2 separate regions of the Homo sapiens genome follow, and region 2 is linked to region 1. A link is a contact called in ENCODE Hi-C or POLR2A ChIA-PET data. All regions are on one chromosome and are shown on one strand. The core of a region is the stretch at or near the end of the contact, and the rest is flanking DNA. Distances in the headings are between cores, read along the strand shown.

Evidence for each region. A loop is a pair of places that touch in the nucleus more often than their neighbours do. ChIA-PET counts read pairs that join two places held with the same protein, here RNA polymerase II (POLR2A). Pooled maps may share reads with other maps.
Region 2: a map of CD8-positive, alpha-beta T cell shows a loop between it and region 1 (5-fold over the local background). The contact joins the promoter of ZNF488 here to the promoter of TMEM72-AS1 in region 1. A Hi-C loop is called at or near these places in 1 of 168 maps with a recorded cell type or tissue (CD8-positive, alpha-beta T cell) and 5 of 50 pooled maps. POLR2A ChIA-PET finds 5 or more read pairs at or near these places in 1 of 52 experiments (CD4-positive, alpha-beta T cell).

The regions. Positions count from the first base shown.
Region 1 is chr10:44,957,750-44,963,397 of GRCh38, reverse strand. It overlaps TMEM72-AS1 (TMEM72 antisense RNA 1), which reads left to right and starts at 3,709. Exons shown (of 8, transcript NR_033842.1): 1 at 3,709-3,806. RASSF4 (Ras association domain family member 4) reads right to left here and starts at 3,596. Exons shown (of 11, transcript NM_032023.4): 1 at 3,532-3,596. RefSeq lists a silencer at 3,626-3,845 and an enhancer at 3,623-3,917.
Region 2 is chr10:47,380,403-47,385,673 of GRCh38, reverse strand. ZNF488 (zinc finger protein 488) reads left to right here and starts at 1,381. Exons shown (of 2, transcript NM_153034.4): 1 at 1,381-1,454. RefSeq lists a silencer at 933-1,412 and an enhancer at 975-1,474.

The sequences.
Region 1 (5,648 bases), core at 2,460-4,959:
CAGCGTCTGCCGAAACCAGGTGCCTCTGAGGGGGTACCCTCAGCCAAGCATTTTTGTGGTGAGAGCCGGCTGTCTGGTTGTAGATGGCAGGCGGCGACTCAGCAGCTGCTGCTCCCACCTCCTTCCACACTGCTGTCCCCTCCTGCTGCCCAGTTCCAATCACCAGACCCCTCCTCTCCACTCCCGCCATCATCCCTCTGGCTCAACTCACTCCTCCCTGCCCCAGAAGACTCTGCACTGTCCAGGTGGAGGTGATGGAGACCAGGGGAGTCCAGGAGAGGCGGGCACAGAGCTCCCCTCCACCTCCACTCCCGCCTTGCCCTGGACTGACCACACAGGCCCAGCTCACCTTTACTCCCCGCTGCGGTTCTGGCCTCTCACTGACAGGTCTCTCTGAGTCCAGTCCAGCATCCAGGCCTCCCTGATACAGCTCCCCTTCCTCTGAGAGCCTGGCCCTGAGCAGCCATGTAGATCGCAGACCAGCCTTCCCAGTGGGCAAGACTTCTGGCTTCTGCCCTTGTTTCAAGGCAAAGCAATTTGGGACAAGAAAACCATTTCCAGTCCTCCTGCTCCCCCCTTACACCTTAAACATACATTCTCTGCTCCTGGAACCCCCTGAACCACTCCTCAACTTCCCCACCAACCAGGCTCACCTCTAGCCTATGGAAGAGAAGATCCACAGAAACAAAGATCTTCTTAGCTATGGTTTTCGGGCCAAACGTGCTCAAAATGGGCACTGTCCAATATCCCGATTGCCTGGGGCTGGGAGTGCAATGCAGAGGGGCAGACCCCTCTGGGTGCCTGCTGCTGCAGGGCTGCTCTGGAGGCTCTCTACGGCTGCCCTCACCTGTGCTGTCCACTGCCCCAGGCCTGTGTGCCACATGTCACTGCTGGGGACATAAGGGCCCTGTGAGACAAAAGGGTCCCAGAATCTTTTGGGTCATAGAGTCCTTTGGAGTCTCTTGAAAGCTTAGTGCACTCTCCCCAGAAAATGCATGTATGTGCATGTTGTTGCAATCTGCATCCACGTGCAAACACACACACAATTTGCATATCACTGCAGGGAGATGAGACAGCTCTTGTCCATGTACTCCCAGATCCCCAGATCTTAGGTTTAGAATCTCTGCTGAAACCTGTCACAGCAAGAAAGAGGAGGCAGAGGAACGTTGTAGAGCCTTGCATGTGAGTTTTGCTGTGGCATTAACTTGGCCTGTGATCCTAGCGTGTTGCGCCGTCTCTTGGGCATCAGTTTAGCCAGAGCTGTTGTGGCAGCTGATAGAGAGTCTTCAGGGCTCTTCCCAGCACTGCAGCTATGGGGCTCAATGACACCCCACCCCTGCTTCCCAAGGTCAGGCAGGGCAAAGGGAGGGGGTTCCGGGCCTCTTCCTCAACAGTATATCCTAGGGCAGAAGGTGGGACAGCCAGAAAAGGAGACCCCGGGAACTACAAGTTTCTCTTTTACAAAAATAAGAAAACTGTTGAAGCTTTAGGAAGTGCAGCCACTTCTTATTTGATTTTCTTTATTTTAAAACAATTTCCCCAAACATACTCTGTGAGAGAATAACCACCTAGCCTTTGCAAGGCTCTGGGTTTAAAGCTCTGCTCTGTGACTGCCTGGCTCTGTTACCTTAAGCAAGTCCAGTTCCCTCTCTGAACCTTGGGCTCCTCATCAATTAAATAACTATAATCCTCGATGACTTCTGTGAAGACGAATGAGGAGACCTGTAAGATGGGCCTTGTGTTGGGCTCACCCATAATGAAAAGAGGCTCCCATTACTATTCTTATTGACACTGGGAGTTGGGGGCTCTGGAGAGACTGTGGAGCCCCAGAGATGGGAATGTGAGGCCTGCCTGCAGGAGTGGCCATGAATGAGGAGAGAGTCTGAGCTGACACCTGAAACCAGGCCCCAGACCCCAGGGGCCCAGGGCAGAGGGCTTTCTGGCAGATCCCCTAGTTAGGTCTCCCCTTTGAGGCTTTGCACGTCCAGAATCTGAACTCTGACACACACCCAAGTTTCGTTCATGTTCTTTGTTATCTGTCATGGTCCACTTGGTCCTGACCCAGGGCGACCCTGGACCTTGATTCTGTTCTCGACCTCCAGGCTACCCACTGGAGCTTCATGGTGGAAATACAACCCAATCTCCTGAGTTTCAGACAGACACTTTAATCTGTAGCATCAACCTTTTTGTTGTCAAATCACCAGCACTACACACTGAGAGAATTATGGCTAGAACTAATGACAACAGCCTTCACATACACTGACAAAGTGCTGAAACAGCCCATGACAATTTCCGGCCAGCATTTTTTTAACCTAAGTTTAATGAGTTTCATCTCTCCTCTTCCCTCCCTTCCTCTTTCTCCTCTGACCCTCTCCCTTCCTGTCTTCTCCCCTAACCTGCTGTCCTGGCAGAAGTAGCTAAGGAACCACACAGAGGAACAGAAGGCAGGATGGTCTACATTTACCTGTTACTTCACCAATTCACTTCTAACTTAAAAAAAAATGGTTTCTGGCAACAAATCCTGATTGACACCTTAGTACTGTGGGCAGTTAAACTACAGCAAAGCCAGCGAGGGGCTCCTCTGTGAGTGCAAAGCATAGCTTTGGAGTCTAACCTGCTTGGGTTCAAATTCCAGAAGCCCAGCCCTTATTTGCTGTGCGACCTTATTTAATTCCTATGTGAAATGGGGCTCCTGAAGCTGTCCTTACTGTGTTTTAAGAAAGTGCTGGCCCTGGCCTGGGCACTGATTCTGGTGTGAGAGGAGGCCTCCCTCCCTCCGCCGTGCCAGGTTAATGAAAACACTGAGGCATGTTTTGGAAGTGGGAAGTGCAGGATGGGACCGGAGTCAGGAGCCCAGAAGAGCAGGGCAGCAGGCAGGCTGACCTTCGGAGACTAAGGGTGAAGAGCAAGAGACTCAGGGGCACAACAAGCCCTGGGTTCAAATCCTGGCTCCATCACCAACTCATCCGGTAAAGGTGGACAATTTTATAACTCTTTAAGCCTCAGTTTTCACATCTGAAAAGGGGATAACGAAAGTAGGACTCTCACTTGCTGTGAGGAGTAAGAGGCATATCGTGTTAAAGCACTTGGCCCAGAGCAAGGCGAGCCCTCTACAGACAGCGATTGTGAGACAGACCCCCCCTGCTGCTATTATCTTGGCGTTCGATTTCCATCAGTGAAATCAGAGTTGTGCCAGAGGCCTCTAGGCTCTCTCCCCAACTCTAGGATCAGTGCTTCTAGGAAACTGGTTAAGGACAAGGTGAACAAAAAAGGTGTAGCCAGTGGCCGGGCTCATCTGTCTTGCTCAGGTTGTAGCCCCTAAATTGCTTAACAGAGGTGCCAGGCGCAGTGCCCCCTCTCAGCAATGAGCCCGAGGCCCGCAATGCGCCAGGCTGGCGGGGGAGGGACCCTGCGCGCTGCGGCCGAAGGGCACAAGTGCCCAGGCTTCAGCGTCCCTGCCTGGTGGCAGTCCTGGGTCGGAGGGGATGCTCCATGGACGCCCAAGCACTCTCCTGCTCGTTCATCACTCACCGTCCAGTCATCGCGCAGTCCAGAAGCCACTGCATGTGTCGTGTCCTCGCTTGCACCGGAGCTGCGCCCGCAGCGCCTGCTGACCCCAGGCTTCAGCTGCTCGGGGCCAGGCCCGCCCCTCGCCCCGCCCCTCGCCCCTCGCCCCGCCCCGCTCCCCGCCTCTCGCCCGGCACGGCCAAAGGTGCCGCCCCGGTCTCTCCGTCCCGCCCCGAGCACGCCCCTCACTCCGCACCGGCCAATGGCACCGCCCCGTCCGCCCCGCTCTGGGAACGCCGGTAGGTTCCGGGTGCAGGGCGGTGGCCTAGGGGCGGCGGGGAAGATTTGGGGCCTGCGACCTGCCAGGTGTCCCCAGGCCATTGTTCAGCTCGCCGCGCGCTCCCGAGTTCCCGAGGGCGCCCCGGGACGCGAGGAGAAAGCAGCCCGACTCAGCCCCGAGAGGTTCGGTGTGCGGGCAGCGGCCAGGGACTTTGCGGGGTAGCGCGGACTCCTGGACTTCCAACAAGGGCCGCTGCGCAGGCGCTGCAATCACTGCAGGCACTTGTCTGCATGCCTGGTGGGGCTTGGAGTCTGGGGAGGCTTATCAGTAAAGCCCAGAGCATTTGCTATTTATTGCTCAAGGGGCACCTTTGTACAGTCTGGCCGTTTGCTTGGCATGGCCTCTTAGAACTCCTTATTGTTTAAGAAATCCGATCTGGTGAATAAGAAGTTAGTCTTTCTCTCCCAGTCACTGCCTCCTGGACGAATATTTGCCAGCACGGAGGCAGAGAGGACAGAAAACCACAAGCCATTTGGGGAACTGGGAACAGTTCAGTGTTTCTGGGGTGTGGGGGTGTCAAGGTGGGGGATGGGGTTGATGGAAAACATTTGCAATTTCTGCTTTACCTCACGATTCCCAGCTCTGACCTCTGGACCTGTTCTCTCCCACCCCTAACATAAATCATTTTAGTTTCATTCAGTGTGCGTTTCCTAATATTTTTAGGGTCTCATGGCCATTTTAGAATCTGATATGGATCTTCTAGAAAGTGCAGGTGGCCATATGCACCAAAATCAGCCTGGGATTTGAGTCTCATGGGTCCCTGAACTTCGACTTAGAGGGGCTGTGCTAATGCTTGTATGGCTGCTGTATGACTTATGTTGGAACCCCCACCTGCAAAAAGTGACAGGACTGAAGATACCCAGTCCAGGGGCCCTCCCGTTTCTGCGTTTGCTTGAATTTTTGGAGAATGGCCCATCCTTTGACAGCTCTGAGGCTCCCTGTGGTTGGTGACTTGTCATGACACATTTGCTCTTCCACAGCCCTCATCAAAGCTGAGACAAATAATCGGGTGCTTCCAAAGGTTTTTTAAAAGTGGGTAAAATTCAATATAACTGTCAACCTCTGAGCATGAGATCCTAAGAATTTAATCACTCCTGATAGGAGAAGTAAACATAGCACCAGGGTGACATAACAGTTTCCCTGGGCTCTCCAGAACTCGAGTGTGAATCATTCTCTCTGACCTAATTAATGCTGTTCACAGGGCCATGACTGGCTCTGAGTGAGGACTGGGTTTGGGACAGCAACCCCATGTGTCCTGTGCACCCATTGTGGGCTCAGACACTATGCTAGTGCTTTACATTGGGGATCCCATGCAATTCCCCCAGCACTCCTGGGCAGTTGGTGTTACTGCTTGCATTTTTTAAAATTTCCATTTTTATTTTAAATTTAGGGGATACACGTGCGGGTTTGTTACAATTGTACATTGTGTGGTACTGAGGTTTGGGATTGATCCTGTCACCCAGATGGTGAGCATAGTACCCAATAGGAAGTTTTTCACCCCTCGCCCCGCTGTCTCCCTCCCACTTTTGAAGTCCCCAGTGTCTATTGTTTTTATCTTTATGTCTAGGTGAACCCGATATTTAGCTCTTTTGCTTGTAAGCGAGAACATGTGGTGTTTGCTTTTCTATTTCTGCATTAGTTCGCTTAGGATAATGGCATCCAGCCACATCCATCCTGCTGCAAAGGACACGATTTTATTCTCTTTTATGGCTGTGAGTGCTTGCATTTTACATCAGACACAGGTGTCCATTGTCAGCGTCCTCCCCTCAGAAGGGGAGGGTCCATTGTCAGACCCCTCAGA
Region 2 (5,271 bases), core at 132-2,631, 2.4 Mb before region 1:
GGCTTTTACCCCCTTCACTCTGCACTTCTCTCATTCTTCTCCTTCCAGCCACCCTGTGAAGAAGGACCTGTTTTGCTTCCACTTCCACCATGATTGTAAGTTTCCCGAGGCCTCTGCATCCATGCTGAACTGTGAGTCAATTAAACCTCTTTCCTTTATAAATTACCCAGTCTCAGGCAATTCTTTATAGCAGTGTGAGAATGGATTAATACAGTCTAAAATAGATCTTTCTTTATATAACTTAAAAATTACAAGTGATGAAAAGCATTTGAGTTGGTTGGTTGTCAGTTTTTTCCCCCTCTTTTGGAGCTGTATTTAGTATAATAGAATATCTTAAATTAGTGGTCTTTTATAATAAATGAAATTGGGTGTACTTCGCCCCAGCATATTAGGGTTCCCTTGCTTCATGCCTTCCATGACAGTTGGTATTATTATATTTTAACATTTATGCCTAATGATTAAACATCTCCTTGTGGTCTTAATTTGCATTTTCTAATTACTCTAGAGACTTCGTCCTTTCACATGATTTTGGTCGTTAGTGGTTCCTCTTTGAAGTGCCTATTCATGTCTGTGTCCATTCGTTGCTTTGGGTGTTCCTCTCTTTCACACTAATTCATTAAAAGTATATATCCTGGATACTAATCCTTTATCAATTGCTGCAAGTATCTTCTTTCAGTGTGTGGCTTGCTTTTTCACTCCGTTTGTTGTTTTTTAATCAAAGTATAAGTTCTTAATTTTAACGCACTTTAACTGTCATTTTCCACCATGGCCCGAGTCGCGGAGTCCGCCTTCCTGGCAGAGCGTTGCGTGGTCACAGCTGAGGTCTGGGGAGCAGAGGCGGCGGGCGCTCCCGGGGGGAGCTGGGCGATTCCGGCGGGGGGAGGTGCCGATCGAGCGGCCGCCAGGCTGCTGGGGGAAGGAGGGCCAGGAGGCCGTGGGGGTCCTCGGCGCAGACTGGAGCCGCAGGCACCGCGCGCAGCCCTCGCCCGCATCGCCGAGGCCCCGCGGGCCCAGGAGCGAGAGGTCGGGCGCCCAGGACCAGAGGGCGTAGGCGAGAGCAGGCACCGCCTCCAAAGAACGCCCTCGCCCTCCCGCAGGCGATGGCGCCCGGCCCTGACCAAGCCAGCTGGGGGCATCTCCGCGGAGCTGAGCCGGGGAAGGGCCGGGCAGCCCAGAGGGTCAGAAGGGGGTTTTCTCCCGGGGTTGTGAGTTCTTTGGCCAGCGGCACCCTCCCCTGCCGGGGCCGCCCACCCGCAAGCCCCGCCCCGAAGGCTGGAGCTTCCCTGGGGGTGGGCGACGCCGAGACCACGCCCCGAAGGCGGGAGCGGCTTGGGGGCGGGATCTGGCCGCCCTCAGGGCTCCGGCGCCAAGTTCAGAGCCACGCGCAGTGCTCTTGGCCGGGAGGAGGCTGTGCTGCACCAGCACCTCTTGCTCCACATCTCCAGAGAGCCCAGGTGAGGCGCACCCTCCTGTCTGCAGGGACAGAGCCGCGAGCGGGCGCGGGCGGCGGGGTCCATCTCACTTCCACATCAGCCTTTCCCCAGGACAGGGTTGTTGAGTCCTGCCTTTGACTGTGGGGTCCTTTCCTTCCCAATGTCGCCAGCTTCCTCTCTCTCCCACGTCGTCTCCGAGTCCCATCCCCGTTTCTGTTCCCTTTCTCTTCTCTCACTTTTTCTCCTCTATCTCTTCTTTATTGTCTTCCTGTTTTCATTTTCTTCTGTGTCAGTCTCTCTCCCTCTCTCTTTTCCTCTCTTTGTTTATTCTTCTCCCCTACCTTCTCCCTCTCCCCCCTGTTTTTTCAGCACTCAAGAATTCTGCCTATGAATTTTTCTCCTAGGGTGACTTTCAGGCTGCAGTTGTTTTCCTCCCTCCCACTGTCTCTCCCGGGGTTTATCCTGTGTTGCTGTTATTCTCAGCCCGGGCTTGCGCTGGGCAGTAGGGTAAGAACCATGCATCAGCCCCAGATCCTTTCTCCAACAGATTATATCCAAAGATCTGGACATGTATCCTGTTCACTGCCTTTCCTGGGAAACAAAACAATACCAAATGATCACATTATAATGAGTTTTTAGAATGAGCTAAAAGAACATACCTGGTTTTAGAGACAAGGGGTTGATTGAATCCTTTCCTTGACATTTTGCCTTTACTAATAGACACAGACAGCACAGCAGGAAGCTAAGCCTTGCAGAAGCATTTAGGGGGCGTTCCCACCCACACCTGCCTTCTGGGCAGGCTATGCAATGCCAGGTGCAGGGGAGGGAGGGGACAGGATTCAGAGCAGGGTTGTAGGAAGACAGTGGGAGGCCAGGGCTTTGAAACATTTGAGGGAGCCTGGAAATAAGAAATTAACAGTAAATTTCTAAAATATGTAGTTGCCAATGCCACTGATGTACAGAAATGAAATTAATTACTCCTGAGGGAGACATTAGACATTTTATGGCAGTAATTATGGCATTTGAAAGTAATGATTTTATGTACATTAGATAGGAGGGCCAAGGGGAAAATATTTCCTGTTAGTATCAAAGATTGTCGTAGATGCATAAGGGACGAACTCTAGAAAATCAAGTCTCATTCTTTTTGAGGGATAAAATAGAACTATATCGAGGCAATTTTTTGTTTCTTGGTTACAATGTAATCTTATCAGAGATATGTGATTTAGTTTTTAATGATATTTTATGACACATACATATTTATATGTTCAAACACACACAAATACATAATATATATGCACTAAGTTATAAAAGAGCCCTTGTTTGTTTGTAAAGATCTTAATTACCAATAAAGGTTGAAGCTTTCACTTCTTGGAAATAAGTTAACATGATATTGTAGTTTATTATGACCTTTAATGAAAATTCAACTAATTTACTTTTGATTGATACAGAAATGGAAATTTGGCCGTAGATAAATCACACAGAATTAAACAGAAATTAAGTATGATGAAGGTGCATTGCAGTGTGTTCAGTGAAAGAATTTGCATATGCTAGATATTTTGGACAAATTCATAGGTATGTGCATGGAACTGTGATTTGTGAGGCTTTTTTCTGGTTTAAAAAGTTAAATTGCCTTTATATCTAATCCCTGATCCCCAACATATGCGGATTCTGGGGGGAGGGATAAAAGACTTTGCAAATGATTTAGAATCATCGTGTCTGCTTTGCTTGGCAGATTTCTTTTCAGACATCCAAGAGGTGGCAACTTTTGTTTGAAACATATAATCACACCAATTATTTAAAAAAAAAGACAAACTTAAATATTTTTAAACTTATTTTTCCTCATTAGTGGTCTGTGCCTCTATAAGAACATCATTGTCTTTTTATCCTTAGATGATGCTATTGTTGGAACCTGGGAAGGTCGGAAGGAATAGCTGAGGTAAAATCATGGACTTTTTGCCTGAAGGCTGCCAGTGGAATTGGGACCACTGTCTCAGGCTCCACCTTTATTCTCTAGTTGTATCAGGAAAAGAGCTGCTGTTCCTTGTGCTCTTGCTATCTGGCATGCACAGAGCCCTGTTGAGTCCTGTCCGTGAGTGCCTGAAGTGAAGATCACCATTCTTGTTTTACTTATGAAGAGATGGAGGCCCAGAGTGTTTGTCTGAGCTCAGGCAGGTAGTGGCAGGGTTGATTTGGAACACAAGTAGTGCCCTGGCGCCTGAGTGACCAGGGCTAATTCAGTCCCTTTATGTGACTTCCATGTTGCTGCAGCCCTGGCAAATATAACGTCTAAAATATCACTCCACACAGCACCAGCCACTGCCTATTGGCATTGTTTGGCAGAACACTGCTCCCTGTTCTATGTCCTGGCCATCCTCAGTCATATTCATGGCAGACTCTCAATCTGCACAGCAGGGCCCCATTGAAGCATTGGATCTGCCCTCTGCTTTCACTGGCCCTGCTTCTGCACAGTCTCAGACATCTGAGTGGATGATGAGATCACATCCACCCCTATGAGGGTCGACGTGGCCAAGTTATGTTGCACTAGGGCCACTCTCCCTGCTTCCATGGGTACTGGCTGTGTTCGCAGTCTCCTGCACTTGGCTTTCCTCGAATGCAGCAGGCATTGCTGCTAGAGGGGTCCAGGCGTAGCTGGCCACAGAGCCTGTAGGGGCTGACCAGGAATTGCTCATCTCCCCAGTGCCACCAGCCAGCCTCTGGGAAAGCCTGGATCACCTTCAGTGTTTAATTTCCTCAGTGTGCCAGAGCCAGGAGGATTCCTGGAAACAGGTGTATTCCCTTTCTTAGGAAACCCCAGGACCTCACAATCCAAATGCAGAAAAGGCCCGTAGATGATTGTCCTCTGGAATCTTCCAAAAGGGTCTGGGAAGCTTCTGCAGAGACTAGGGATACCAAAGGATTAGAAGACAGGAGGTATTTTCTGCTCTTGTGTGTTTTAACTGAAGAGAAAAGCAGATGCAGCAAAGCACTGCTTGGGGGGAGCGGGTGGGGGTACATGGTGTCTCTGAATAAGATCTGGTGCCTGACCTGCAGCTCAGAACAGCTTGAGGCTGGCCAGTTGGCTTGGGTTAGGGAGTGACTTCAGACATCCCAGGAAAAAGAGGTTATCCAGATGTTTGCCAAGAGTTCTTTCTTCTGTAGGTGGAGCAGGAAGGAGAAAAATGCCCAGGCTGTTTGGTCATTTATTAAACACTGTTATGCACTGGTCCCTGAGAGCTCAGGAGTAATGGGAAGGCTGCCATGGAGTGGACTCTGTCCCTTTGCACTCAGTGCGATAAGAAGTGATACCCCTAATGTTTACTGAGCCAGGTTCCTTAGCACTTTCTCTATATTAATCCTTCTAATCTTTCCCACAACCCAGTGAAGAAAACACCAAGGTGACCCTCTTTATAGATCAGAAAACAGGCCTGGAGGGGACCCACGCCTTGCCCAAGGTCACAGGTTGGATACAGCAGAGCTGGCCTCCAACCGTGGAGCCCGTGCACTTAACATCTATTTGGATGGAAGGCTCGAAGGTTACCTGAGACAACCTGGTCAAGGTGATAATGTGGGAGAATGTGGCCAGTGGTTCCCAGATGAGTGAATGATCAGTGTGCAGTCACCAGAGGATGGGTGATAAACCGAGAACCACAAGCTCTTAACACTGTGGGGTGGGCGAGGCTTCATCTCCCAGGATGCAGCACTTGCTGAGTTGGGCAACAGGGGACCCTGGTTGATGGCCCAGGTTGGTTGGAAGCCTTTGGGAGATGTGCTCTGTGTTGGTGGGGAAGGCCAGGCATGGTTAGATCCCCTGTAGACTTGGGGAGCTCAGTTTCAGAAA